Linked DNA regions of Mus musculus: region 1 is linked to region 2. The links are chromatin loops, found by intact Hi-C in ENCODE. Cell type or tissue: left cerebral cortex. All regions are shown on one strand.

Evidence for each region. Peaks named below come from ENCODE experiments on the same cell type or tissue, not always from the same donor. Only the 100,000 strongest peaks of a DNase experiment are listed, where the experiment ranks them.
Region 1: a loop joins it to region 2, with 5 times the contacts of the local background. A loop is called at or near these places in 23 of 42 quality-filtered maps.

What each region holds. Positions count from the first base shown.
Region 1 is chr1:127,474,547-127,477,046 of GRCm38, reverse strand. All of the region lies in intron 16 of Mgat5 (mannoside acetylglucosaminyltransferase 5), which reads right to left. All of the region lies in intron 1 of Gm41947 (a long non-coding RNA gene), which reads left to right. Among named protein-coding and RNA genes, the nearest start is that of Gm41947, 3.7 kb to the left of the region's middle. In left cerebral cortex, no CTCF peak of the experiment used is centred here; a DNase peak (open chromatin) is centred at 1,114.
Region 2 is chr1:127,016,392-127,018,891 of GRCm38, reverse strand. It overlaps Gm41945 (a long non-coding RNA gene), which reads left to right. Exons shown (of 5, transcript XR_878500.2): 4 at 1,144-1,206; 5 at 2,079-2,500. Among named protein-coding and RNA genes, the nearest start is that of Gm41945, 6.8 kb to the left of the region's middle. In left cerebral cortex, a CTCF peak has its summit at 1,034; a DNase peak (open chromatin) is centred at 1,011.

The DNA of each region.
Region 1 (2,500 bases), 460 kb before region 2:
GTACCCTGTCCCTGCCATCAAGATGGCCTGGCATCCTCGCAGGTAGCTATCTGTTCTAGGGGCCAAAAGGTTCAGGAATAATAAAAACAGCATCAAAGTCTTAAAGCTTACAGAATCATCTAGACAGCTTGAAGGTAACAACTGATCAGAGGGAGCCCAAGTTGTCACAGAAAGCATAGGGGGGTAGGGCTGGTCCCCAGCAGGGGGCTTCAAAGCTCCCTCCACCTGACCTATATAGGAAATGGGGACAGTGCCACCTGCCCTTCATTCCTGTGTAGTTCTGAGAGGTAGAGGGGAGGGGACTGGTAATGGCGCTGTGTGTTGCAGCGGAGCTGAGCCACTGGATCACATCCACAGCCCACCTATGACAGCACCTAACGGCTGAGCACCTTCAAGGGCTCAATGGGAATGGCAGGGCTGGGCATCGGCCTCCCCTCACCCACAGGCACTGGGGCCAGTGGGTCATCAGGAGGTTACCGGGACATCTTCACTTTCGTTCACCACAGTCTAGGCTACCAGCAATGCAAGCTCCCTCGCGGTCTCATGCTGACCACTCCTTCACTTATTCATTTAGGAATTCATTCATTCATTCCACAGACCCTTGCTAAAGAGATGGGAAAGTGTGTGTGTCCACTGACAACTTTACAAATGGCCATTACAGCTTCATTCAGGGCATCAGGAACAGGAACACGAAGGGCTGTACCTGCCTGGCCTTAGAGGTTTAGCGCATGGTCAGTAGTGAAGGCTGGCACTTCGGCAAACCAGACACCTAAGCTCATGGTGAAAGATACCTGGAGGCCAGACAAGTCTGCCTATACAGGGAGAGGGCAGGGTGGTGGCAGCTGCAATCAGAGAAGACTCCCAGAAGACATGGATTTCTGGGCTGAGTTCTCTAGGCTGCACAGGAGTTAGTGGCTTACCACTACCGCACATTCTGTAGCTAATTGGTGCTCAGTAAAGAGCTACTGAATGGGATGGCATGATTTCGGCATCCTGGAGGCTTTGATGGAGTAAAGTAGAAAAAGAGGCTATTCCAGCCCAATGAGGCATCTCTGCAGCCAGAAGGAGGGATAAACAGCCATTGCCAATCTGGTTAACAAGCTCACTTGGGGCCTCGCCATCTGTATTCCTCCCTCACCTTCTTTCTGCCATTGGTGCATGTTTCTCAGTGTGTTTGGCTATTCCAAAATTGTCACGCAGTGACTACAAATCAAGAATGTACCAACAGAGTTGTCAGTCAAAGCAAAGTCTGCGTCTCTGCTCTACCCCCACCCTCAGGTCCCTACTTGTGAACATGTATGTGCAGGGCCGAGGCCAATGTCTGCTGCTTTGCATGTGACCAAACACTCTTACCAACCACATTTCAGGGCTGGGCCGAGCTGGTTCAGAGCCTGTCAAGCACGTATATTCTAGCACTGCATGAGGGTACACACCTGAAATCCCAGCATCTGTGAAAACACAGGAGGGTCAGGAGTCCAAGGTCACCCTAGCAAGTTCAAGGCCAGCCTGGGATACATGACATGCTATTTCAAACCAAACAGCCATGTGACTGACTGACCACCCTGTATTTAAACAAAAATTTTAAAGATGTAGTTTTATTTCCTGTACATTTAGTTGTGTGTGGGGGCTGAGGACAATGTGTAGAAGTTTGTCCTCTCTTTCCACCAGTTGGGTCTTGGGGATCAAGACCCCTAGAATTCCTCCTAAAACAGGGAATGAGCACAACTCACTGCCGGGGATTTTAACTCTGGTTTGAACTCCCATCATCTGAGTCAGTCCTCCTTTGGAGAGGTCATTTTAAATACGGCAAGCCACAGCACTGGCTGCAGTGCAGCTGGGCAGGGCAGAAGGAGAGAGGGAGAAGAGCAAGCAGCTAGCTTCCCCCCATGGGGAGGCCTGCACTCTAGCTAGCCTGTGAGGGAAGCTGCCAGCAGTGACTCTTAAAGTGGACCCTGAAACCTGGGGTGATCTTAAAGGGGGAGGGAGGGAGGGAGGAAGGGAGGGAGGGAGGGAGAGAGGGAGGGAGAGAGAATGAATGTTTGTGTGTGTGTGTTTGTGTGTGTGTGTATGTTGTAAGGGGGCAATCTTGAAAGAGATCTGGGATAAAAGTGCCCATGTTCTGTGCAGCCCACATGGAGGACTCTGGAAGCTGAACCCCACTAATGAGAACTTGTGGCTCCTGGGATGGTCTCCTCCAAGCCACAGGCTTCCCCCCTCCTGCCAGGAGTACCCTCTCTCTGCCCTCGCGGGTCTCTGAAGATACTGGGCAAACTGTAAAAATATAATGAATGCTCCAAGCACTAGGGTCTGGGGCCTGCAGGCACTAGGAGACCTGATCCGACCCAAAGAGATCTTGGATCCCATCATGCATCCAGGGGACATTTGGGTCTGATAGAGTCCCTGAGAGGAACCAAAAGTAACCCCATTACTGCTAATTTATGAGGAATTTGGAGGATGTCTTAGAAGAAATGCCCACGGATGGTTCCAGATACCATTCAGA
Region 2 (2,500 bases):
TTTGCAAACAAAATAGACCTTGGATTTGGTATGGCTTTTTGGTCTATTGTTTCTTTCACAGAAGAAGAACACTCCACCTTAAGTAGCTTGACAAACTACAAACTAGGGGTTGGCTTTTGACTATGAAAGGGCTCTCTGATGGAGAAAAGGGATTTGTCATGACATTTAAGGCATTGGAAACTCCATCCTGACTACAAAGATTCAGTGTGTGTACAAGGTTTTGGGTATACATGTCTTTGTTTTCTATAGGGCATTTACATATTGGAACCTGAGGAATGAACCAGTAAAAATGACAGAAATGGACTTCCATTGTACAGACTTGGGAATGTACATACCTACGTACTATAGAAACCTGCCTCTTGTGCTTACTCAGACTATGGTCTCAGGGAGGACACAAGTCTAATTTTGGGATGGACTTGAAAGTGTGGCCTTCACAGGGTTCTGGGTTTACCTAGCATCTGAAATGAATTGTCCCCTGTGAAAGACTGGATTCCCCCTTTCCTGAAGGCCTGACCTGGCCAATACTCACTGTGAATACTGGGTATGGGTCTGGAAATGGCCTTGTGTAGCTCCAGGCTTCTGAGAGAGGCACAGGGCTGCGGAGGTCTAGTCTCTGAGGTAGACTGAAACCAGCACCTGTAGATGCTTGAACTTTTCTTCATGTTGCCTCTTGCAAGGCCCCAGGTTCTCTGTCACACCGTGTGTGTGTGTGTGTGTGTGTGTGTGTGTGTGTGTGTGTGTGTACTGTATGAGGCAGAAGCTGAGTAGGTGAATAGTCTTCAGTGTTGAAGAATCTTCCACAGGAGACTAGAGTGTCTCTGGAGAGTGTTTGAGAAAGCACCAGGTGGGTGGAAGAGGAGGGCCATTAGAGGTGACATAGGCTTCTGAAGGTCCTGGAAACAGTGACCTCATATGACAAGCTTCACTCCCTAGTAAGACAGGGGAGCTTGTTGGTTTTGTCTTCCTTTCTCCAGCCTTCCCCCTTCAGGGCCATGTGAGTTCTTATTGGCTGTCCTGTGGCTCCCCACGGAGGCCACACTGTGTTAAACCTCTCCATTTCTGGGGAAGTCTTTTCCTTTGCTGTCTACTTGATGAACTCCAACATACCCTTTGATTTTCACTCTGATTTTTTTTCCTTTATAGAGTTGTCTCTGATTTTCCAAACTGAATTAATCACCAGCCCCCTCCGGGAACCTGATGCAGCAGGTACTATGCCACCTCTGTTGTTCCGTTCAAAATTGCTTTTTTATGAGTTGTCTTTCCCATTAGACCATGAGCGCCAAAGGGCAGGAGCCTGGTCATATTCATTTCTGTTATCTTCAACCTGTGGCTCGAGGCCATAATGTTGATATTAAATAGGTACTCAGGTTCGGGCCTAGAGTGTCTCACTGAAGACCTTCCTGCACTTAGGAGGGCTTGGCTCAGGAAATGATCTACCTAGCGCTCAGTTGAATCCCCAGTGCTGCCTGGCTCTCTGAGCTGCTCATAGTGTCTGTCTCCTTCCCCGGCTGTGGCACCCCATTCTGTTCTCAGAGTGTTTGAATTCTGTTCTTTTCCTGCTTGCTGGCAGACATGTAAACCAGTTGGCTAACTCAGACCAAAGTATCAGTGGCTAACGGTAAGCCAGAATGGATGGTACGTGCTTGCAATTGTAGCATGTAGGAGGCTGAGGCAGGAGGATTGTATGAGCTATAGAGTGAGACCGTAAGTCAATGTATGTATTAGGTATGCTGGGGGTAGAAATAAGAAATCAAGGCAGTAGTGTTTCTGAAATACAATTATTCTTCATGTACTTTGTGTTCAATTACTACAGGATTTTCTAAAATAAACTTGGAATTATCGCTTGACCACTGTCAAAAGGACTGGTATTGATATGACTAAAGGAAAAGACTCTCATATAATTGCTGTTAGCTAAATGTTTCTTCCAACATGCCCTGACAGTTTTTTTTAAAGCTTTCTAAGGCTTGTAAACAAGATTATAAGAGCTGTAAAGAAGTACAATCAGTTCATATGTGTGGCTGCCTGCCCTGACTTGACACTTTGTATACTGGCTCTGAATTTTTGTAATGACTTTTCAGGTCACACCCTCCTCTGCGGATTCTAATCCATCTGTACCCATCAGGAAAGTCCCATCTACCTAGAGACTTCGGGACGGAAAATCTCCAGGATCAGCCATGGCAGTGGAGTATCGTGGAGGATCTTTCAACAAACACACATGCATGCTCATGCATGTGTGCATAGGTATAGGTATACGTGAGTGCACACACACACACACACATACACTCACACAAGCTCATTCTTCTTGGGTGTTGTTTTGACCACATGGGTTCTCTGAGATCATAGTTAACAGGAGAGGGACAAACAGCATCAAACACAAACACCACACACAGGGACCTTGAATCTTTATGACATCACAGCCGTTGAGTTCTTTCACAGAGCCCCTCTACAGATGGAATTCCCATAATGTGAACCAATAAAGCCCCCTCCTCGTTTATGCCAG